3 separate regions of the Homo sapiens genome follow, and all the other regions are linked to region 2. A link is an interaction called in ENCODE POLR2A ChIA-PET data of the cell type or tissue named here. Cell type or tissue: A673. All regions are shown on one strand. Each heading gives the region's core, and the rest is flanking DNA. Links, peaks and the distances in the headings are about the cores only.

Region 1 (8,506 bases), core at 198-8,197, 340 kb before region 2:
TTGTTTGTTGAGACAGAGTCTTGCGCTATTGCCCGGGCTGGAGTGCGGTGGCGTGATCTCGGCTCACTGCAACCTCCACCTCCTGGGTTCAAGTGATTCTCCTGCCTCAGCTTCCCAAGTAGCTGGGATTACAGGCAGCTGCCAGAACATGGTATCTTTTAACAGCTTGTTTATTCTGCAATCCTGACCCATTAAAGGCTTCTTAAGCCCTGGATAATTGAAGGTGGTATGGGCTTCAGTCTTATCTGGCTCTCAAGTATTTCTAATATCACCAACCCCTTTGATTTCTTAACTGTGGAATGAAAATAATGACAGAAACTTTAGGCATCTCATTATATGACTATCGAGGGAGAGGTTTGGGAGTGAAGGATCCTTTTAATACTCCTCAAATCCAGAAATTATTTACTACCAAGTTAATAAAACTATTTCAGGACCTTCCTCCCATCCACCCCACCCCACCCATTTGTATTAATCCCTTTCAAAACCTTATAACTAATTGTGAATTCATCATTTCATATTTTTAGAAGGCCCACAACACTAGATCCACCATTGCCAAAGCACACCAAAATACTCTTTGACAACTTTGTAAACATCCATGCTCTGAAAGGTATGGGGGGAATATCTGTAAGCTCCCCACTGAACTAAAGTTCTCCAGGCCAGGGACCAAGCTTCCCACACTTTTCTAACCCTGTTGCCTAGTACATGTCTGGCACACTTCAGGCATTCGAAAACATTTGTAGGACTGTTGAACAGAAGTAACTATTCATGGATAGGTAAAAGCCTCCCTAAGTGTTTTCTTATTCATGGGATAGTTGAGAGTAAATTCTTATAGAGCTGTGTCTGGTGGCTAGCAGAAAGGCTATACCTACTCAAATCAACAGGCCGCACAGAAAAGTCTCCTTGTCCCCAGAAGGGCCCTCGGGAGTGACTGGAGAGCAGATCCCGCCAGGTCACCACAGTGCTACACTTCAGGTTGGCTCTGTGCCCGGCTGAGGAAAAGGAATCTCTCTCCCCTCCTTGAAAACATGCCTCAGCATATTTATCTGTGAAACAGAGAAGAAAACAAATATGGTATGTGATTTACAAATTCGCTCAAACAGGAATGCAAACTGGTGTGAGACACCAAATGAGAAGAGTGAGAATTTAAATGCCAGTGCCCTGTGATGCAACAATTCCCCCTCTGGGTGTACACCCCAAAAAATGGAAACAGGGGCCGGGCACGGTGGCTCACGCCTGTAATCCCAGCACTTTGGGAGGCCAAAGCGGGTGGATCATGAGGTCAGAAGATTGAGATCATCCTGGCCAACTCGGTGAAACCCTGTCTCTACTAAAAAATACAAAAAATTAGCCGGGCCTGGTGGTGGGAGCCTGTAGTCCCAGCTACTCGGGAGGCTGAGGCAGGAAAATGGTGTGAGCTGGGGAGGCGGAGGTTGCAGTGAGCTGAGATCGTGCCACTGAACTCCAGCCTGGGCAACAGAGCGAGACTCCGTCTCAAAAAAAAAAGAAAAAAAGAAGCAGGGACTTGACCAAATATTTATACACCTGTATCATAACAGCCTTATTCATAACGGCCAAGAGCTGAAGCACCCCAAGTGCCTATGGACAGATAAGTGGATAAACAAAACATGGTGTACACATGCAGTGGAATATTCTTCAGTCTTAAAAAAGAATGACACACCTTTAATCCCAGCACTTTGAGAGGGCAAGATAGGTGGATCACTTGAGACCAGGAGTTTGAGACCAACCCAGGCAACATGGCGAAACTCCATCTCTACAAAAAATTAGCCAGGCGTGGTGGCATGTGTCTGTAGTCCCAGGTATTTGGGAGGCTGAGGTGGGAGGATCACTTGAGCCTGGGAAGTCAGGACTGCAATGAGCCATGATCACACCACTGCACTCCAGCCTGGGCAGCAGAGCAAGACCCTGTGCCCGGCCCAAAAGTATTTTTAATGTCACTGAACTGTACACTTAAAAAGAGTTAACATGGTAAATTTTATGTCTTGTGTATTTTACTATCTAAAAAAAAAGAACAGGCCGGGTAAAAAAACAGAACGCCTGTAATCCCAGCACTCTGGGAGGCCGAGACGGCGGATCACGAGGGCAGGAGATTGAGACCATCCTGGTTAACACCGTGAAACCCCGTCTCTACTAAAAATACAAAAAAATTAGCCAGGAGTGGTGGCGGGCGCCTGTAGTCCCAGCTACTTGGGAGGCTGAGGCAGGAGAACGGCGTGAACCCAGGAGGCAGAGCTTGTAGTGAGCCGAGATTGTGCCACTGCACTCCAGCCTGGACGACAGAGGGAGATTCCATTTCAAAAAAAAAAAAAAAAAAAAAAAGAAGCCAAAATAATACTATCCAGGTGGAACTAGGAAGTAAGGAATATTTCTCTATATTTTATGAATATAAAAATAAGAAGGAATTGAATATTTATTCCATAACTGCTCTGTAATATAAATATGAATTATTTGCAGATATTAATGATAATGCTAATATCTAATGAGGCCCATACTATGTGTCAGGTAATGTGCTAAGGGACTTATGTATACTATCTTAATATTCAAAACCATCCTATGAAGTAGGTACTATTATTATCTTCAATTTAAAATTCAGAAAATGGAGGTTTAGAAAACGTAAATCCTTTTCCCAAGACCACAGGTTAGTGAGTAGTAGAACTCAGATCTGGCCTCAGATTTCCTAGCTTTGAGCACCTTGCTCATTTCACATTTTGGGTTCTGTTTCTTACAATCAAAATGTTTGTGTTTTTTTGTTCTTGTTTGTTTTGTTTTTGTTTTTGTTTTTTTCCTTTTTGAGACAAGGTCTCGCTCTGTTGCCCAGGCCAGTGTGCAGTGTCGCCATCTTGGCTCACTGCAGCCTTGACCTCCTGGGCTCAAAAATCCTCCCACCTCAGCCTCCTGAGTAGCTGGGACTGCAGCAGCCATGCACTACCACACCTGGCTAATTTTGGGTTTTTTTTTTTTTTTTTTTAGAGATGGGATCTCACTATGTTGCCTAGGCTGGTCTTAAACTCCTGGACTCAAGCAATCCTCATGGCTTGGCCTTCCAAAATGCTGGGATTTCAGGCGTGAGCCACCACACCTGGCCTGTGGTTGTTTTTGTCTTAAGTTAAACACTTCTTTAAGGAATTTGTAAGGATGGGAATTTGAATTAGGAGACTCCAAATGGCATTTATGTGTCCAGAGGATATAAGAGTTGAACAGCAGCACTTCTTACAAAATTGTGCCTAAAACAATGCCTTGGCAAGCTGCCCCTCATATTCACTGAGGAACCGAGGTACTCAAGTCAAAATCCCAAGGTAAAGGGACTGGGAAGACACTAGCAACAGTGACCATGTCTTCCTTTTCAGGTACAGATAATTTTGTAAAATAATTCTAAAATGACACTGTAATTTTTTTTACTTTCAGACTTCATAGCTGTAATTTCTGACACATTGCTGAGTATTAATTTTTAAAATAAGCATAACCTGGGCAAAACATTGGAACCAACTGAGAGATCTAGTGATTGTATTCTGATAATTTATATTAATAGGAATCTGCCTTTCCCCCAAAGGATTAACTGGATGCATTACTGTATTTGCTTTTCACGTGTATGTGTATTGCGTGTGTGTGTGCGTGTGCTTGTGCATGTATGTGTACTGTGTGTGTGCGCTTGTACACAAAATGGTGGATGAGCACATGTATTTACCTCTTCTATCTTCCACATTCCCATAAAAGTGACAGAAAATATTCTTTAAAGAAAATGAGTGAATAACAGCAATAGGAAACAAGAAAGAGTGTCATCAGCACACAAGAGTTTTGGGAAATTTCTAAAAGATACAAAGCAGATGGATGAACTGATGAGAAACTGCAGGCCAGGGCACAGGAAATAAGTATGTGTCTTCCCAAGGGGGCCCAGAGAAACTCCTCACTTGGTCAACAATACAATGATGGGCCGTGCGGGCAATCAACAGTGGCCTCATTAAAGAACTGGATTCAGTGCCTTGGGACAGCTGGGCCCCTTTCCTGTGACCTGTGTAAACAAAGCTAGGCAGCTGAGACTTTTGGCCTCGGGCTACAAGCCAGGGCACTGCTTTTTAGAAAGAAAGGGCAGAGAGAGTGTTCCTCCGGAGGGTCTTGTAGCTTAAAAGGAGATAACTGAAGAAACTTTGAATCTCTACATTTATAAACTCAGAGGGGAAACAATCAAACTCAAAATGCGTCTCTACCTCCTCCTGGGGAAGCTCAGGTTCCCCAGCCTTCTTGCCTACTCTGCCCACAGGAAACCTACAGGGAAGCCTTCCTGTCCAAAAGTCCTGCCTACTTACACAGAACTCGTGCCAGTCATTCTATTCAGGGAAAACCTTCCTGGAGAAACAAACCTAAACAATTGAAGAGGAAACCCACACAAGCTGGTTGTGCTAAATTAAGGCATTTGTTTGGTTCTGAATTCATTCAAATGAATAGACAATAGAGAACACCACACTTCTCAGGAAAAACAATACAAAAGTGAAAGCTTTAGAAAACAAAACAACTGACCCAAAGGAAAAAGATAATCCAAGCAGGGGAAAATAATTAAAAAAAAAAAAAACCTAATTAACACACACACGAAATCAATCATATTCCAAACACCTAAATTAACAAATTAATAAAATTAGTATTTAAAACAATACTAGTAACAATGCTAATTAGGATAATCAGGAATTTATAGCGTACTACAATCTTAATTACAGTTTGCTATGACAAGTAGCAATCAGAGAACACAAAAGAGTTATTAGGAACTAAAAATAAACGTTTCAAAGGGATGACTAAACAATAATACAGACACAACCGAAGATCAATTTGATTACCTGAAAGATAAAGTAAAATGACAGAAAATATGAGAGAAAATTAAAATATGTAGAAGTTAACTCTGAGAAATCTAATACCTATAAAAATGTGGTTTTAGAATGTATTTAGGACTGTGGAGAAAAATAAATAATCCAGAAAATAAAATTTTCCTGTGCTAAAGAGTTTTTAGGACCAGGCATGGTGTCTCTCGCCTGTAATCCCAGAACTTTGGGACACCGAGGTGGGCAGATCACTTGAGGCCAGGAGTTCGAGACCAGCCTGGCCAACATGGCAACACCTCATCTCTACTAAAAACACAAAAATTAACTGGGTGTGGTGGCACACGCCTATAGTTCCAGCTACTCAGGAGGATGAGGCACAAGAATCGCTTGAACCCAGGAGATGGAGGCTGCAGTGAGCTGAGATCGCACCACTGCACTCCAGCCTGGGTGATAGAGCGAGACTTGGTCTCAAAAAAAGAAAAGAAAAAAGGTTTTAGATTGAAATCTCACCAATTTTTAAGCAAGGGGAGGAAAAATATGCATACACATCACACACATACACACACACACACACACACACACACACACACACAGAGCTAAAGATATCCTGGTAAGGCCAGGTGTGGTGGCTCACACCTGTAATCCTGGCACTTTGGGAAGCCAAGATGGGCAGATCACCCGAGGTCAAAAGTTCGAGATTAGCCTGGCCAGCGTGGCAAAACCCCATCTCTACTAAAAATACAAACATTGGCCAGACTCAGTAGCATGCACCTGTAATCCTGTAATCCTGTAATCCCAGCTACTCAGGAGGCTGAGGCAGGAGAATTGCTTGAACCCAGGAGGTAGAGGTTGCGGTGAGCTGGCATTGCACCACTGCACCCCAACTGGGCAACAGAGCGAGACTGTCTAAAAAAAAAAAAGGGCTGGGCGCAGTCGTTCACACCTGTAATCCCAGCACTTTGGGAGGCCAAGGTGGGCAGATCACAAGGTCATGTGTTCGAGACCAGCCTGGCCAACATGGTGAAACCCTGTCTCTACTAAAAATACAAAAATTAGCCGGGTGTGGTGGCACACACCTCTAATCCCAGCTACTCAGGAGGCTGAGGCAGGAGAATCACTTGGACCCGGGAGGCAGAGGTTGCAGTGAGCCAAGATCACGCCACTACATTCCAGCCTAGGCGACAGTGAGAGACTCTGTCTCAAAAAAAAAAAAAAAAAAGATATCCTGATAAAATTGTAGAATTCAGAATACGAAGAAAACCCTAGAAGGTAAAAAAAAAAAAAAGAAAGAAAACAATAATAAGATTGTCATCCAATTTCTTTTTTTTATAAGAAAATATTTTGAAGTCTTTATTCACAAAACCTTTAAAAACAAATAATACCCTCTGTTTTGCAAATAATGTTTTGTTTAAAAAGGACCACCCAGTTACAGCACTGTAATATCATGAATAAAGAATGTACAAGGGAGACAAACCAATGTGACTAACATTTGGAGATTTGCTAATATTACTGATTGAAGTGTAGGTAACACACATTATAACTTGTAGTCCATCATTTCAGGGTAGAGTTAATGATCACCAAAAAGTCTTCCTACACATGCTCTGGTCTGGTCACGTATTCTGCATTGCTTAAATATTTCACAGTCTCTTTTGTCTATATATAAAATAGATTTCAAAGATATACACAAAAAAAAACAAACATTACACTCCTCAGGTAATTTTATTAGCTCTATATATATATATATTGTTGCTTTGTACCAAATCTCTCCATTATTTACCTTTGTAGCAACTATGAAAGCGTAATTTTTGTCTTCTAATTTAATTTGGTACAAAATATACCTAAAGACTTGTAATCTTTGGATTTTAATAAAATTGATTTTTGTAACCAACAAATCAAGAGCATCATAAGAATGGCTACAAAATTTTAAAAAAGGGGTAAATGGTGATGGAATAAAAATAAGCAGATCAAGGGAAGTGTGCTATCATAAAATAACTGTAGCTTCAACATCTTGAGTACCAGTTTTCTGGCAGATACTAAACATCCAATCACAAGGGATTTTTCCTGAAGGGTATAAAGCTGATTTGAAAATTCTTCAGTCACAGAGCAGCCTACACATGCCAATTAGAAACTGGATTGTCATCCAATTTCTTTTCAGCAATACTAATCACTGGAAGATAATTAATTAATAAAACTAATATATATTGAGTGTATCGTGTGCTACACATTGTTCTATATCTTTGGGAGACATCAGTGATCAGTGAATCAAACAGACAAAAATCTTGCCTTCATGAATCTTACATTCTGTTGGCAGACAGCCTTCAAAGTTTTGAAGGGAAAAAAATAAATCTTGGAAATCTAAGCCTGGTCCAACTATCAATCAAATGTAAGGGCTAAATAAAGACATATTTAAACTGACAGGAATTCCGGAATATTACTTCTTATACAAATCAAAACAAAAATTCAAAGTATTCCAACAAAATACAAGCCAGGCATGGTGGTGCACCTGCAGTCCCAGCAACTTGGGAGGTTGAGGCATGAGGATTGCTTGAGTCCAGTTCAAAACTAGCAAATTAAAAGCCATCCAAGAAAGAAAACAAGAAACATACCATTTGAATGTAACCCGCAGGAAATGGAGAAAACCAGAAAAGAAGACAAAGAAGGAAAGTAGGAGGGAGGGAGGGAGGGAAGGAAAGTAGGAGGGAGGAGGGAAGGAAAATAGGAGGGAGGAAAGGAGGGAGGGAAGGAGGAGAGAAGGAAAATAGGAGGAAAGAAAGAAAGGAAGCTTCAAAGGGAGGAAGAGAGGGAGAGAAGGAAGGAAGGACCCATTAGACCTTGAAGGAAGGATCCATTAGACCTTGAAGCAAGGATCCATTAGACCTTGAAGCTTAGAAGAATCTCATCTGAGCTGGAAAATTTCCATTAAATAAGATTACTTTTGGCTGGGCATGATGGCTCACGCCTGCAGTTACAGCACTTTGGGAGGCCAAGGCGGGTGGATCACGAGGTCAGGAGATCGAGACCATCCTGGCTAACACAGTAAAACCCCGTCTCTACTAAAAATACAAAAAAAATTAGCTGGGCATGGTGGTGGGCGCCTGTAGTCTCAGCTACCCGGGAGGCTGAGGCAGGAGAATGGCATGAACCCGGGAGACGGAGCTTGCAGTGAGCCGAGATCGTGCCACTGCACTCCAGCCTGGGCTACAGAGAGAGTCTCGGTCTCAAAAAAAAAAAAAAAGATTATTTTTTCTTCCACATGGGGTTTATCCATACGAGTCAATTATAGAAAACCTATGTGCCTACCGCTGTGCTGAGTGAAGGATCACTTCCACTCAGGATTCTCATTTTTAATCCTCAGAAGACTTAATTATAATTACAGAGCAGAATGTAAACATAGTAAACCATGAATATACACACACACACACACACACAATTGAGAGGTGGACTCTCTTATATAAATGGGAATCAAAAGACTCTGTCTAAATAAATAAATTTAGAAATGGAAGTTTAGGTACATTATTTAAAGTTATAAATAATAATTTTAAATATAATTTTTAGAAAAATTAGGGCTGGGCGTGGTGGCTCACGCCTGTAATCCCAGCACTTTGGGAGGCCCAGGTGGGCGGATCACGAGGTCAGGGGTTCGAGACCAGCCTGACCAACATGGTGAAACTCCGTCTCTA
Region 2 (8,506 bases), core at 150-8,149:
TGTGTTCAACAAATGAAAGGGGAATCACAAGCCCTACTTCCTCTAGAACAGAGGATTGGAAGGGTGAGCTTACTAATATGTAGTTTACATTACACGTTGGGGTTGAAAACCTCAGTCCAGTTGCTATGCAATTGGGCTTTGGAATGGAAGAAAGCAACATGTGGAGGTGTCCATTTTATTTTTCCATGGAAAAATAATTCATTTTGAAATGGTTTCAAGCTTAAACAGAACATTTGCAAGTACAAAGATCTCCCAGGCTCCTCTCATCCAGTTCCTCAACTGTTAATATTTCACTGCATTCCCCTCCCCCTTTCTCTGTTGTATAATTTATAAAGAGGAGGGGAAAGTCCACTCTTGTTCCTAATACCATGGGTGCAGTATCAGCAGGAGGACTTGGCAAACAACCCAACAAGAAGGGCTGGAAATTGGAGAACAAAAGTATTTTCATAGGCAAATTCCATATGCTGGGCATTGTGCTAGTTCCTTTGCAAGCATTACTTCTTTAAGTCCCTGGAAGAATCCATTGAAGATTATGATCATTCGCACTCTACAGATGAGACAACTGGTGCTCAAAGGGATTAGAAACTTGCCCAAGGTCACAAGGCCAGAAAAGTGATGCACTTGTGTGTACCATTTTAAAGCTTCTCTTTCCATGACAGCTTGCCTTGTCACTGTAAAAAGAACATTCAATTGGGAATAAAAGGGTCCAGCCCAGTTCTAAATCCATGTTATCTTCAGCAAGCAACTTACGTTTATAGAGATTCAGTTCTTTCAACTGTAGAATGAGGGAGGCTGCACTAAATTAGCCTTAAGATTTCTTCCAGCTCAAAACTGAATAATTTAATAAGTGCCATATTTTTGCCAGGCTCACTGACAAAAGTACATTGAATATATTAGTGTCTACTGTAGGAATAGGAGACATAGAGCTTAGGACTTAGAGCTTATTTAATTCAGCAGCGAACTAGTTAATTTCTTCTATCTGTTGGGTTGTCCATTTGGATAGACATTTAAATGGTTGTCTATTTAAAGCATCTACCTGTCCTTGACCTTTTGCTACCTTTTGCCCTACCCTATAGCAGTTGAGTGTTCACTCCTCACATCCTAGGAGTTGGGATAATTCTGAGGGATAGAGGTGCCTCTGCTGGGGAAATTGAAGGAGTAGACTTAAATCCAATTGATTTTGAAATCATCCTTGGTTTGAAATCATCCTTGGGAACCTAGTAGTCACTCTGTGTACAAGTTTCTATCTTCAAAGAGTTCTATATTATTCGAAGAGTACTATATTAAAAACACCCTCTTCCTAAATATTTGGCTGTCATTCAGGAACTGGAGTATGTATACCCACAGAGTTATGCAATGGTGCTTCAAGAGGCCCCCTCAAACAAGTTATATGATAAATACAGCTCTTGAAGGGCAGGTCCCAGAGTTTCAAAAAATTTTATGTAAATATAAATGTATATTTATATATTACAAAATATGATATATAATAAAAAATATATATACATATATATTTGTATTTATTTATGGAATGCCATGGCACAATCATGGTTCACTGAAGCCTCAAACTCCTGGGCTCAAGTGATCCTCCCACCTCAGCTTCCTTAGTAGCTGGGACTACAGGTGCATGCCACCACCCCTGACTATAATCAGGGGTCATGTTTACACCTCCTCAAGGGTCGGAAATGATACTCAATGCCTGTAATCCCAGAACTTTGAGAGGCTGAGGCCGGAGGATTGCTTAAAGCCAGGAGTTTGAGACCAGCTTGGGGAACAAAGCAAGAAACTGTCTCAAAACACAAAAAAATTAAAAAATTAGCCAGGTGTGGTGGTATGCGCCACCCGCCCTCCCAGCTACTCAGGAAGCTGAGGTGGGAAAATTGCTTGAGGCCAGAAGTTTGAGGCTTCAGCAAATCATGATTGTGCCACTGCACTCAAGCCTGGGCAACAGAGCGAGACCCTATCTATATTTTTTAAGAATCTATATCTATATCCTATCTATATCTGTCTATCTCAAAAGGCAGATAAATATAAAAACTAAAATAAACACTACTGTCTTATGAAGCAGAATTTAAAAGTGTCATGATTTTTTAATGTAAAATCTAAGAACTCCCAACAATCTTACTGTTGCCATGAATTCTTTTGTCTCCAGGGATCTGGAAGTAATAATTCTTTTTCTTCTGTCATTAAGGATCCTAGAGTGAGAAGGTTTGAGAGGCAGTGATATTTTAAAAGTATGACATAGTGCCTAGTATTATGTGTTCAAAATAAAGCCATTATTGTTGCCATTGTCATATCTAGCTCAATTCTCTTTTGATACAATTTGCTAACACTGCCTCTTAGTTTTCCCATATTGTTTTATTTCTTTCCAACAGGAATCAATTCAGCATTTGATACCCAGTGAAGACAGAGCCAACCCTCTCTCATTTTTTTTCTGAATCTGTCCATTGGTTCTGAATCCCATAGGTTCCAAATCAACAATTTGGGAAGATGGTAACTCTAAGGTCATCAAAACACGACAAACATGTGACAGCAGCTAATCTGTACTTTCTATGCCTTCTGAGACTTTTTCCTTCTGATTACATATTCTTAGTTTCTTAAGCTCTTCTTTAGATATTATGATGTTTAGATTCTCTCACCGTACTGGTCCCGTCTTCAAAAGTTACTCTGGTTTATCTATATCTCTTTCAAAGAACTGATTCAATAGTACTAAGAAAGTTTTTATTCCAGTTGTATGCCTTCTGTCAAAGGCTGATTAGCCTTGAGAGGGGCAGATAGAGAGAGGCACATGGAGAAATCATATGCATCTTACTGAATTTGCTTACTAGTAATAATTGGGAGGCCAGGCATGGTGGCTCACCCCTGTAATCCCAGCACTTTGGGAGGCTGAGGTGGGCAGATCACCTGAGGTCAGGAGTTCAAGACCAGCCTGGCCAACATTGTGAAACCCAGTCTCTACTAAAAATACAAAAATTAGCCAGATGTGGTGGCACACGCCTGTAGTCCCAGCTACGTGGAAGGCTAAGGCAGAAGAATCGCTTGAACCCAGGAGGTGGAGGTTGCAATGAGCTGAGATTACGACACTGCACTCCAGCCTGGGTGACAGAGCAAGACTCCATCTCAAAAAAAAAAAAAAAAATTGGGAAATGTAACCTAAACTATTAAATAGCTGAAGTTATTTGGCTGTCCAACAGTCATTTTTCCTCCCTCCTCCCTTCCTCCCTCTCTCCCTCCCTCCCCATCTCCTTCCCTCCCTCCCCACTTCCCTCCCCACTTCCCTCCCCACTTCCCTCCCTTCCTTCCTTCCTTCCTTCCTTCCTTCCTTCCTTCCTTCCTTCCTTCCTTCCTTCCTTCTTATCTGACTTCCTTTTAAGGAATTTTCTCTTTCCCACTGGGTATCATCAGTTGGGACTATAATCAGGGGTCCTGTTTACTCCTCCCCAGTGGTTGGAAATGATACAAGCTAAGCCAATCTGCTGTTCCCTCCTTGGAATTCAAATATTGAGCAGAAGAACAATGATGTTGACAATAATTGGATTCCCATCCCATCCTAGCAGGGCTCCTTGATCATACTGTTCTTGCTACAAGCCATTGTTGTTGTTCCTGGTTCTAGCCTTTCATTGCCTCTGTGAACCTCACATCCTTCTGATACATTTATTTTAAGATAGTTAAAGAGTGCTATCTATTGCTTACAAACAAATAGCCCTAACTAATGCAACTATTGTACATAGTGGTGTGCTTATCTACTGTATAAATACTTCTACAGTATATCTGCCTAATGGCTTCTACAATACTTATTCGTACAAGTTAAAAAAATTATAAGCAATCTCCTGCCTTTTGACTTGACCATAATGTGCCATCTGTCTTTATTTCTAGGAGGCTAAATCCATGTAGAGAAACCTGGACTTGTTTTCATCTTTCTCTCCTTCCTACCATATGATTTTATAATTTTTACTGAGGAAGTCAATTAAGAAAGCATCTAGTTTTGCCTGAACATAAAAGATTAGTGAAAATCCCACTTGTCTGCCTTTTATTTTTTACTTGTTTTGAGATGGGGTGTCACTCTGTCCCCCAGGCTGGAGTGCAGCGGTGCGATCACAGCTCACTGCAGCCTTGACCTCCCCAGGCTCAGGTGATCCTCCCACCTCAGTTTGTATTTTTAGTAGAGATGGGGTTTCACCATGTTGTCCAGGCTGGTCTCGAACTCCTGAGCTCAAACGATCCACCTGCCTCAGCCTCTCAAAGTGCTAGAATTACAGGCGTGAGCCACCACACTGGGCTTTGTCTGCCTTTTAAATGGGAAGAAGTCAGCTCAGTCATGGAGTCGCATGGGGCATGAGGCTTTATATTCTCTTCCAGGTAAAACTGGGGGAGTAGGAAGCATTTGCATCTGCCAAAATGTCAGTATTATACAATTAAGTCAGATTTCATCCTCTTACTGTGTTGAAAATGACAAAAGGAAAGCAGGTATTCTAGCATAAGATTAATATCAGTACCTGAGTGAAGATGAAGACTTCGTCAGCAGAGTGGCAAAGCAATGTGACACAAAAGGTTTAATGCTACAGTGAGGCAGCTAGTGTCTTGCTTGCCCTTGACTAAGCAATTCTCTCTGACATGTCTGGACTTATCTCCTGCAGCTCAGATTTTTGTTACTGAAGTTTCATATTCTTTTCTTACTGGTGAGATCTCAGCCAGATACTTGACTGGGAATACCAGATACTTCCTCTGAGAAGTAGATGCTGAGAAGAGATGGCAGTGCAAGAAGTTTCTTGGAGGAGGGGGTGACATCTGTGAAAGCAAAAATGGCAAGGAAGCATTATTGAACAGGAGAAGCCTTCAGACTGCAATGCTGATCTGTCTCCTGTGGAAGGAAAGGGGAGATGGAGCAGGATCACGTGGGGAGAGCCTGGGGCCGCTGTGCCCCTCTGATGGTCTCTGCCAAGCCAACAAGGAGCTCCAGAGTGAAGACTCCTGTTAGAGATGTCCTGCTTTTAGCAGGCTTCCTCATATAATCATTGGTGGGAAACTGACCAAGAAGAACATGGCCTCAGTTCAAAATTTGCAGATTCTGAAGGCACAGATAAAGGCTGAAGCTGTTGAACTCCTTGCAGCTGAATGGAGACCCAAGCAGCATACTCTCTTGGCTGCCACTTTGTCCTTCTGAATTGCATCTTAAATTTATTCATGGCCTAATTGCTCAGTGCATAGACTCTGGAGCTAGACAGAATCCCAGTCTGAATCCCAGCTCCAACACTTGCTCACTGTGTGACCTTAGAAAATCTAGTAAACCTATGTGCTTCATACTCCTCCTCTTTAAAGTGGAGACAAAATCAGTTATAACCTTATAGAATTACTGTAGAGCACTTAGAAAAATGCTTGACACAAGGTTTATGCAAAATATGTATTTGCTATTATTATTTATCCATTAAATGTTCACTATGTGTCAATCCCCCTTGACCTGTCTTGTAGGAACATTTGGACTGCCCACTTAGAATTAGCTCAGTTATCTGTGAAGCAACAATTAACAACCTACTTTTTATTGAAAGTATATCTTTTTTATTTATTTTTTGAGACAGAGTCCTACTCTCCCGCCCAGGTTGGAGTGCAGTGGCGTGATCGTGGCTCATTGCAACTTCTGCCACCTGGGTTCAAGCAGTTCTCGTGCCTCAGCTTCCTGACATAGCTAGGATTACAGGCATGCACCACCAGGCCCAGCTAATTTTCATAATTTTAGCAGAGATGGGGTTTCGCCATATTGGCCAGGCTGGTCTCAAACTCCTGGCCTCAAACAATCTGCCCACCTCAGCCTCCCAAAATGCTGGGATTACAGGCATGAGCCACCACACTCGGCCTATTGAAAGTATGTCTGAAAGAACGAGAGACACCAGCAAATGCCCTGATTACTAATCAGTATCAGTGCCGTGATCAAGGTCTCAAGTTATGTCTTGCATACAGACTTTGTTATTTCTGGTTTGTATTTTTCTTTGATTATTTCATTTTTCCTTAAGAGATTAGTGTTGACCTCAGGGGCTAACTGCAAAGTGGCAGCCTCTCAGCTTTAACTGTTAGGCTTCCATTTATTTACACATTGAAGTGGAACAAAGGAGCACTTTCTCCAAACTGTCTTACAAGTGGGAGAAAACAATCTCATGTATGGTACTTTAGGAACTATGGAGAAAGAACTTCCTTGAAAAAAGTCCCCTGGGCTAGGCAAGGTGGCTCACGCATGTAATCCCAGCACTTTGGGAGGCCAAGGCAGGTGGATCACCTGAGGTCAGGAGTTTTTAGACCAGCCTGGCCAACATGGTGAAACCCAGTCTCTAATTAAAAAAAAAATAAAAAAAATTAGCCAGACATGGTGGTGGGCGCCTGTAATTCCAGCTATTTAGGAGGCTGAGGCAGGAGAATCCCTTGAACCCGGGAGGCAGAGGTTGCAGTGAGCCAAGATTGCACCATTTCACTCCAGCCTGGGCAACAAGAGCGAAACTCCATCTCAAAAAAAAAAAAAAAAAAAAAAAAAAGAAGTCCCCAAATGCTACCAGGGAGATCATTTTCTTTATTAGCAAACACATGCATAGTACTTAGAGGTCCCAGGTTTTACTCTAAGTGCTCTATAAATATCAATTAATTTAATCCTTACAACTATTCTATGATGTAAGTACTTGATGTAAGTGCTATCAATACCTTCATCTCATAGCTGTGTTTTTTGTTTGTTTGTTTGTTCTATAGGTTTAGGGGATAAGTGCCGTTGTGTTACATGCATACATTGCATAGTGGTGAAGTGTGGGCTTTCAGTGCACCCACCACTTGAATAGGGGACATTATTAAAACTCAGAGATGTTAAATAACTTCTGCCCAAGGACAGCAGCCAGTGGGAAGTAGAGTTGGAATTTGAATACAAACAGAGTTTGTGTCTCCAAGGTTTGTGCTCTTCACCACCACACATCATGCCTCCTAAGTAAGTTCTCTCCTTTAAAATGCATTCTTTGCTTTTCATCACTATATTGCCAGGATGCATTGGAGCATACATCTCTGAAAAGAAGGTTATAATTTACTCGGGGTCTAAGGTTCCATCTAGCTTGCTTGGTAGAGGAGCCCTTAAATTGCGGTTCTGAGTTTATGTTACTTTGGGACTTTCAATTTGGAAATTTACATTGGAGCCCACCTGAACTGGTAGTGGTTCCTTGGTTCCAATTTGTCAAATGCCTGGCAAAACACAGACGTTGCCAAACCTTAAGCACATCTGAGGGCAATAAAAATGATCACTAGTTGTATCAGTTTGTTCTCATGCTGCTGCAAAGAACTGCCCATGACTGGATAATTTATAAAGGAAAGAGGTTTAATTGAGTCACAGTTCTGGAGGCCTGGGGAGGCCTCAGGAAACTTACAATCATGATGGGAGGGGAAGCAAACATGTCCTTCTTCAAATGGCAACAATAAAGAGAAGTGCTGAGCAAAATGAAGAAAGCCCCTTATAAAACCACAAGATCTCGTGAGAACTCACTCACTATTATGAGAACAGCATGGGGGAACCACCCCCATGATTCAATTACCTCCTGCTGGGTCCCGTCCTTGACATGTGGGGATTATTGCAATTCAAGGTGAGATTTGGGTGGGAACACAGAGTCAAACCATATCGCTAGTTGACAAGGTGATAATAGTGGTAGAAAATTTTGGATTTAGAAGCCTCACTTTGCCCTAGGTTTGTTGTTGCTGTAAGTTATATGCTCAAAACATCTTTTTGGTTTTCTGGGTATAATTCCTATTTTTTGGTGTGCTCATTTGTGTGTGCGTTTTCTGTGTTTCACCTTTCATACACAGATGGAATCACTGGCAAACTGCAATATAGCAAAATCAAAGCATTTTATTTCCATATCTGTCATGATATTACATGGCTGTCATGATTTATAGTAGATTTTCAGAAAGCAAAGCCTTCGTTTAAGAAGAAGAAAAAGCAGGAAGACATTTAGAAATCCCTACAAAGAGAAGAAAAGAGTCCTAAAACTCAGTATCACTGAACTGAGAGACAATCTGAATTCTAACCCCAGCTCTTCCATAAATTTGTTGTATGGCCTCGGGCAAGAAAACATTTAATTTCTCTGGGCCTTAGTTTATAATTTTGATGATAATTTCAATCTCATTAATATGTAGAATTTTGGGGAAAGGGTGATGGCATACTATTCTGGAGGGGAAAAATAAAGAATGATTGATTCCATTCCCCCCTACTCATTGTAAAGTTGTGTATGTATTATTGTCTAATCAATGTGAGACAAATTACCTTGTAGGGCCATTTACAATGGGAAATAAAGGAGACGTCAAATCACTGAATGAATTTTATAGAAGCAAATAATTATAGTAATGTTATTTCCAATGAGATTTTAAATTCATTTTTTGAGATAGGTTGGATAGGTGAAGTAAGGGGGGGTATTATATTGATTTAAACAGTTCACTTAATAACCTTTTATACTAACAGAGATCTGGTAGCCACAGTGAGAATTTTTTTTTTAAT
Region 3 (8,506 bases), core at 200-8,199, 260 kb before region 2:
GCCTCCCAGGTTCGTGCAATTCTGCTATCTCAGCCTCCCCAGTAGCTGAGATTACAGGCACACACCACACCCAGCTAATTTTTTGTATTTTTAGTAGAGACCGGGTTTCACTATGTTGGCCAGACTGGTCTCGAACTCCTGACCTCGTGATCCGCCTGCCTCGGCCTCCCAAAGTACTGAGATTACAGGCATGAGCCACCGTGCCCGGCAACAATATTCTCTTGATATAAATATTTTCCATTAATCACTAAATTGGTGTAAAAACATAGGTTTTAATAGCATTTATACATAGCTTTGTCCTGAAAAATTTAAGGTAGAATTTTTACATCTGTGTGTTGTAGAAGCTAATGAAAGATATGTATAAGCAATTTCATGAAATATGTTTTTAAAATTCTTATCTCTGTCTCTGATTTTTAAAATTAGAAACTTAACAAAACTCTGTTAAGTACTAACTTTCTGTGTATTCAGACATCCTTTTTAATAATACCTGTGTTGGCCGGGCGTGGTGGCTCACGCCTGTAATCCCAGAACTTTGGGAGGCCGAGGCGGGTGGATCACGAGGTCAGGAGATCGAGACCATCCTGGCTAACACGGTGAAACCCCGTCTCTACTAAAAATACAAAAAAAAATTAGCCGGGTGTGGTGGCAGGCGCCTGTAGTCCCAGCTACTGGGGAGGCTGAGGCAGGAGAATGGTGTAAATCCGGGAGGCAGAGCTTGCAGTGAGCCGATATCGCGCCACTGCACTCCAGCCTGGGCAACAGAGCGAGACCATCTCAAAAAAAAAAAAAATAATAATAATACCTGTGTTTTTCTGTGTTGATGGATGGGTAGTTACATATTCTGCCTTTCCACTTAACCTTATCTAAATGTTGACACAGTTTGTTTTAATAATACCAAAAAACAAATAAAAAACCCCCACAACCCTGGAGAAGTCCATGTTATCACATAGTATCAACATTACTTTGGTGATTGTAATCATTGGCTATTGTAAAGAATGCTGCTGTGAATATCTTGATACAGATTACTTTCTTTTATATTTAGTTTGGGGGGAGAAATATCTTCTGGAGGATTTATTACAAAAGCAGAATTTCACATTCAAAAAAGCTGTGTAGCTTTTGTTATGTATTCTCTCTCTACTTTCTGGAAATGTGGAGCCAATATCTGGTGATACCTACAATACTTACCTACTTGTTTACCAACGTTGTTCGTCAACCTTAGCATGCGTAATTAATATTTATTTTGCTAGTTTAATGAGTATATCATTGGTAAAACATTTGTAGTTTTAATCAGTAGAACATTTGTGTGTTTTTTTTAACGTAAGTTTTGTTGGTGAAGTTTCTTATTGAAGTGTTTACTGAGTGGAATCTGAGCAATATCTTTATATATTTAACCATTTGATTACTTTGCATAACAGCTTTATTATACTGTTGCAAATTTTTCTACTCTTTTTTATTTTGGTATTTATTTTACCTATGTAGAGATTTAAAATAAAATATATTTATCTGTTTTTATTATAACCTATATATCTTTCTTAGTCATATTATGTTATTCTTCCAAAACTATAATTTTTTTCAAGTCTGTCTTTTTGTTTGTTTGTTTTAGATTATTTTTAAAAAAACATAGAGACGGGGTCTTGCTATGTTTTCCAGGCTGGTCTTGAACTCCTGGGCTCAAGCAGCCCATCTGTCTCAGGCTCTCAAAGTGCTGGGTTTACAAGTAGGAGCCACTGCTTCTCCTTTCTTTTTGAAAAAAATATTAACTTACTTACATTTTATTAAATGGTATTGTGAAGTTATGAGTCCAACTTTAGTTTACTTATTTAGAATAATTCTGTTTTTTTCATCGTAAGAAATTAGTTTTTTAGGCCGGGTGTGTGTGGTGGCTCACATCTGTGAGCACTTTGGGAGGCCGAAGCAGGCAGATTACCTGATGTCAAGAGTTCGAGACCAGCCTGGGCAACATAGTGAAACCCTGTCTCTACTAAAAATACAAAAATTAGTCAGACATGGTGGCAGACGCCTGTAATCCCAGCTACTTGGGAGGCTGAGGCAGGAGAATCGCTTGAACCTGGAAGGCGGAGGTTGCAGTGAGCCAAGATCGCGCCACTGCACTCCAGCCTGGGTGACAGAGCGAGACTCCATCTCCAAAAAAAAAGAAATTAGTTTATGACAAAACCTCTACATTTTCATTTTACAAGTTTACAGATTTCATTTTAATTATTCGAGCCTCTTAATATTTTAGAATATAATCATTCTGGTCTTTTCATTCATTCCTTTGTTTTTTTAAAAAAAGTGATGATATCCTGTGGATTTTTTTTTAATGTTTTATTTTTTACATTTTAGACAGAATCTTGCCCTGTTGCCCAGGCTGGGTTGTAGTGGCATGATCATAACTCACTGCAGCCTCAAACTTCTGGGCTCAAGTGATCTTCCTGCCTTAGCCTCTTGAGTAGCTAGGACTACATGTGCACTCTACTATGCCTGGTTTATTTTTATTTTTTGTGGAGACACAATCTGTCTGTGTTACCCAGGCTGGTCTTGAACTCCTGCCCTCAAGTGATCCTCCTGCGTTGGCCTCCCAAAGTGCTGGAATTACAGGTGTGAGCCACCATGCCTGGCTACTATGGATGGGTTTAATACCTGCCTTTGTACTTAGTGGTTTGTGAATATCTTCCTATGTCATTTAGTATTTTTCTATAACATTTTGATAGGCTGCATTGTGATCTAGTGGATCCTTAGATATACCATGACTGACCTAGCTAAACTCTCAGTTTTACATATACTTTTATAAATTGTACTATAATTAGAGTCTTTGTAGTTGTATCATTATACATATTTGTTAATATTTTCTTCAGGTATATTTCCACAAATGAAATTAGTTAGCAGTCTTTTCATATCAAAAAAAAAAGGAAGACAGGCTGATACGTTGTAGAACTCTGGATGCTAGGTGTCAAAAGACTTGTAGTTTGGCCATTTATTGCCCACGTAACTTAGGACAAGCCATTTTGGCTTAGGATAAAACCTTTAGTGATTGTATTACTGATTCAAAAAAATGCTTATGTAATCTAAACAACTATTATGATTCAAAAAATGGCCAAAGTTTTGATGCAGACACACATGTCTTATATATGTGTGAAGAATTTGAATAAAATTGTTCTATGAAATGTGAGATGAAGCAATTTTTCTGAACCAATAGGTTATAGGTCATTTTTTGTTTGTTTGTTTTTTGAGATGGGGTCTTGCTCTGTCACCCAGGCTGGAGTGCATTGGTGATCTCAGCTCACTTCAACCTGCACTTCCCAGGCTCAAGCATTCCTTCCATCACCATGCCTGGCTCGTTTTTTTTTTGTTTGTTTGGTTTTTTTTTTTTTTTTTTTTGATAGAGATGGGGTTTTGCCATGTTGCCTAGGCTGGTCTCAAACTCCTGGGCTCAAGTGATCCTCCCACTTCTCAAATTGCTGGAATTACACACGTGAGCTATCGCGCCTGGCCTGGAGGCTGTTTTAATCAAGACCTGAGATGATAAGACCTGAACTAAGGCAGTAATAGTAGTTGGGATGAAAAGAGGGTATAGAATTTAAAAATTGGACTGAAATACATTTAGGTTCATGAAGGTAGGTGAGTGTAGATGGGAATAAGCTAGGAAATGATAAGAATTAAGAAATGAGGGGTTTATACCTCCAGCAGAATTTCATTGCCTAATGGTTCATGCCTGTAATCCCAGCACTTCGGGAGGCCAAGGCCGGCGGATCACTTGAGCTCAGGAGTTTGAGACCAGCCTGGCCAACATGATGAAACCCTTTCTCTACTAAAAATACAAATATTAGCTGGGTGTGGTGGTGGACGCTTGTAATTCCAGCTATGGAGGCTGAAGCAGGAGAATCGCTTGAACCCAGGAGGCAGAGGTTGCAGTGAGCTAAGATTGCACCACTGCGAGCACTGCACTCCAGCCTGGGCGACAGAGTGAGACTCCATCTCAAAAAAAAAAAAAAAATCTCAGGAGGAAATTTCCTCTGAAGAGGTTTATTGGTAATCAGTTACTTGTGATTGACTAGAATTTAGGGAAATGGCCTTACCTAAATTTCATTTTTATTACAACTTAGAGAATTTCTCTTTTATTAGTTATGGCATCTTTTCTTTTTTTGTTTTTTAGAAACACAGTGTTGCTCTGTTGCCCAGGCTGGAGCACAGTGGGACCATGTCGGCTCACTGCAACCTCTGCTTTCTGGGTTCAAGTGATTCTCCTGCCTCAGCCTCCTGAGTAGCTGGGATTACAGGCACCTGCCATCATGCCCGGCTAATTTTTGTATTTCTGGTATAGATGGGGTTTCACCATGTTGGCCAGGCTGGTCTCAAACTCCTGACCTCAAATGATCCTCCCGCCCCGGCCTCCCAAAGTGCTGGGATTATAGGCATGAGCCACCATGCCCAGCCTTAGTTATGGCATCTTAAACAGCAATCAATAACATTTTTTTGTTTGTTTGTTTTTGAGACAGGGTCTTGCTCTGTTGCCCAGGCTGGAGTGCAGTGGTGTGATCACCGCTCACTGCAGCTTCAGCCACCTGGGCTTAAGCAGTCCTCTCACCTTGGCCTCCCAAAGAGCTGGGATTACAGGTCCTAAAGTGTTGGGATTACAGATGTGAGCCGCTGTGCTAGCTGAATGCAGGTTGTTAGTGTGCAGAGCTTTGCCTGTTTCATACACATTGGGTGAATAAGCTATTCATATTTTTCTCCATTCATATTTTCAAATTTACAAGAAGAAAAAATAAGCCAGGCGCAGTGGCGCATGCCTGTAATCCTAGCACTTTGGGAGGCACAGTTGGGAGGATTGCTTGAGGCCAGGAGTTTGAGACAGCTTGAGCAACATAGGGCAACCCTGCCTCTACAAAAAAATAAAATAAAAAAACTAGCTGGGCATGTTGGCACGTGCTCATGATCCTAGCTACTTGGGAGCCCAAGGCAGGAGGATCACTTGAACCTGGGAGGTTTAGGCTGCAGTGAGCTGTGGTGTTACCACTGTACTCCAGCCTGAATGTCAGAATGAGACCCATCTTTAAAAAAATAAAAAAAAAAAATTAGTTTCTTCCATTTTTTTGTAGATTACATTAATCAGAATTTCCTTTTGTTTTTGGCAGTACAGAAAAAAAACATTGAATAAGTATTCTTAAGCTCTTCAGAGTCTGAATCCATCTGTCTTCACTTTTATTGTTCCTTTCTCTAACATCCTGGATACAGAGATGAACCTGACTCAGAGAGCAAGCTTTTGGGCTCTAAGCAGTGATGTTTCCTTGTTCTTTGTTGTCTGTAATTAAAACTTCTGGTTAGATCAGTGTGTTTATAACATGTTATTTGAGATGTGTGGTATTTTTAATCTTCAGATTTCAGTCTTCTTAGGGAATGTGCAATGCTAGTAGAAGATATTGAAAATGAGAATGAAATCACTCCTTGTTACTTTAAATCCACCTTTTCAAATATTTTAATTTATATCTTACACAAATTATAGTTAAAATAGAAACCTTATATAAAAAGATAATAGATTATGCTTTTTTTTTTTTAACAGAAAGTGATAACAGAATTCATTGAAGTGGAGAATTTTTAAAGAAGGTAACAAAAAGAGAAAGAAAATGCCGAAACCAGTAAGTGTATTTTATTACATTTGACAGTGTCTCAATAATAAGATATCATTAAATTCGTTTTGGAACAAGACAAAGAATGTTGGTAGAGTTGTTGGAAGAAAAAGGCACTGATACTACTGTTATTTCTCTTTAGATTAATGTGGCCAAATTAATTAGAAACACAGTGTTGCTCTGTTGCCCAGGCTGGAGCGCAGTGGGACCATGTCGGCTCACTGCAACCTCTCCTTTCTGGGTTCAAGTGATTCTCCTGCCTCAGCCTCCTGAGTAGCTGGGATTACAGGCACCTGCCATCATGCCCGGCTAATTTTTGTATTTCTGGTATAGATGGGGTTTCACCATGTTGGCCAGACCATAATACTATGGTATTATGTGGTCATGAGTTCTAAGGTCAAACTGTCTTAGTTGTTACCTTGGTTCTGCCACCAATCTGGGTGACCTTTGTTAATTTAGCTCAATCTGTCCAATTTTTAATTTCCTTGCATATAAAATGGGATATAATTAGTTACCCAAGGGAGTATGGTAAGGGTTAGAAGAATCTGATATATATTTAGTGCCCAGTAAATGGTAACATTGTTAAATGGGAGGAAATAATGAGAGGTCAGGAAGATCTATGCATTTTAGTTTTCTCATAATTGTAGTTTAGATGCAAGTGTTACCCATACTGATATTATATAGTCTTAGATTTTTTTTATTTAAGGGTACACATGTGATTATTTTACTTAGTTTTATAGTTATTTGGTTCTTCTTGACTAAGGATTCCTTTATTCTTAAGGTGTAAATGTTCTTTTCTTAATCTAATAAAGTGAGTTGTTTTTTTTTTTTGAATGTTTCTTTTGGCCAATTATAATTTTAAAGAAAGTCATTAGTTATCATTTTTGGGATTTTCTAGCACGGATAACACTTCAGAATGACTTAAAGACTCAGCAGGTCGCAAAGTATGCATTGTTAGAGGGAGAGAAGAATTAAAAAAAGGCATAAAGATCAAAAAGAAAATTTCCTATTTGCAGATGACATGATTGTTTCTGTAGAAAATCCTCATAAATCTATAAAACAATACTAGAACCAATAACTGAATTTAGCAAGATTGCCAGATGCAAGATTGTATTAAAAAAAAATCAATGGCCTTTTTTATATAAAACTAGTTTGGTTATTTAGTTATTAAAAAACATGACACACTTAGTAATAAATGTACAGATGCTGTGCAAGATCTCTACACTGAAAACCAGCTATGAGAAATTAAAGATTTAAATACATAGAGAACTATAAAATATGTATAGAGATCTTTATAAGATGTCAGTTCTCCATAAAAGTGTTCGTAAATGAAATTCAGTTCCAATCAGTTGAATCCAGGCAGTCTTCTTTGATTAAAATTGACTAGCTGATTCTAAAATATATTAATATATGGATATGCCAAAATGTGTACAGAGTAGCTAAAGCAATTAAAAAAAAAAGAAAACTTACACTCCTGGATTTCAAGGTTTATTCTTAAGCCACTAAAATAAGACATTGAGGTATTGGTGAAAGAATAAATTAATAGGATCGGTGAAATGAAAATACACCAACACACATATACACATATGTATTCATTAGATTTTTGACAAGGGTGTCACACAATTTACTGGAGAACTATAATTATTTTCAACAAATGGTATTGGCACAAAGGGTTATCCATACAGAAAAACATGAACATTGACTGTTGTCTCACAATTTACAAACATAAACTCAATGGATTATAGACCTACATGCAAAAGCTCAAACTGTAAAACATCTAGAAGAAAACATAGGAAAAAATTTTTGTGATCTTAGAGTAGGCGAAAATTTGTTATGTAATACACAGAAAATTTGAACCATTAAGAAAAAGTTGGACTTAATCAAAATTAAAAACTTTTGCTCTTGAAAGACAGCAATAAAAACATATAAAGGCAAGACAGTGGGAGAAAATAATTGCCATATAAAGTTCTTTTACAGTTGAATAATAACACAACTCAGATTTTTTTTTTTTTTAGTGGACAAAATATTTGAGCAGATATTTCACAAAAGAAGCTATATTAAAGACTGGTAGGCCGGGCATGGTAAATCACGCCTGTAATCCCAGTACTTTGGGAGACTGAGGCGGGAGTATCACTTGAAGTCAGGAGTTCGAGACCAGCCTGGCCAACATGGTGAAACCCCATCTCTACTGAAAGTACAAAAATTAGCCAGGCATTGTGGCACATTCCTGTAATCCCAGCTACTTGGGAGGCTGAGGCAGGAGAATCGCTTGAATCCAGGAGGCGAAGGTTGCAGTGAGCCAAGATCGCACCACTGCACTTCAACCTGGGTGACAGAGTGAGGCTTGTCTCAAAAAAACAAAACAAAAAATAACAACAAAAAAAAGACTGGTAATAATCCAGTGTAGATATGGATGTGGAGCAGCTGCGACTTTATTGTATTTTTGTTAGGAATGTGAACGTTTACAGCTACTTTGGAAAACTCTTTGCCAGTATAATTGAGTGGAGAGTGTTTATTGTTCCTTAAAGAGTCAAAATTATATGCAGTTGGATATCAATTGTGTGTTGTTGATTCATTAAAGATTCTGGAAGTATAGAACTTGCCTTGTGGAGAAAACACTCTTGAAGCTAGATAAGTTTCAGAATGTGGAAGTTTTTGGATTTTAGAAAGATGAATATACGATATATTATGTGCATATGTCATTATAACATGAAACTCCCATCAAGGTCTATGGCATCACCTCTAAAACATTTGTATTTCTATAGTTTAATGAGTGAATAGTCACGTGAAGTGGAATAAATTAATTCACTACAAGTGATAGTCTTATATCACTTCATGTCAGATTTTTCCTCAAAATTAACTCATCTTCAGGTTTCCGT

The links. Peaks named below come from ENCODE experiments on the same cell type or tissue, not always from the same donor. Only the 100,000 strongest peaks of a DNase experiment are listed, where the experiment ranks them.
Region 1: POLR2A ChIA-PET joins it to region 2 with 14 read pairs; 3 of 35 experiments call an interaction of 5 or more read pairs at or near these places.
Region 3: POLR2A ChIA-PET joins it to region 2 with 15 read pairs; 2 of 35 experiments call an interaction of 5 or more read pairs at or near these places.

Annotation. Positions count from the first base shown.
Region 1 is chr11:110,358,898-110,367,403 of GRCh38, reverse strand. LINC02732 (long intergenic non-protein coding RNA 2732) reads right to left here. Exons shown (of 4, transcript NR_135100.2): 2 at 870-1,043. Among named protein-coding and RNA genes, the nearest start is that of LINC02732, 8.0 kb to the right of the region's middle. RefSeq lists an enhancer at 3,625-4,146 and a silencer at 4,206-4,500. In A673, for the core only: no CTCF peak of the experiment used is centred there; a DNase peak (open chromatin) is centred at 4,303; H3K4me3 peaks cover 1,332 bases; H3K27ac peaks cover 5,459 bases.
Region 2 is chr11:110,018,844-110,027,349 of GRCh38, reverse strand. No RefSeq gene overlaps it. Among named protein-coding and RNA genes, the nearest start is that of ZC3H12C, 70 kb to the left of the region's middle. RefSeq lists enhancers at 4,623-4,682, 4,092-5,291. In A673, for the core only: no CTCF peak of the experiment used is centred there; a DNase peak (open chromatin) is centred at 3,449; H3K27ac peaks cover 2,963 bases.
Region 3 is chr11:110,276,811-110,285,316 of GRCh38, reverse strand. RDX (radixin) reads left to right here. Exons shown (of 14, transcript NM_002906.4): 2 at 5,561-5,636. The coding sequence starts at 5,625. Among named protein-coding and RNA genes, the nearest start is that of RDX, 16 kb to the left of the region's middle. In A673, for the core only: no CTCF peak of the experiment used is centred there; no DNase peak of the experiment used is centred there; H3K27ac peaks cover 1,683 bases.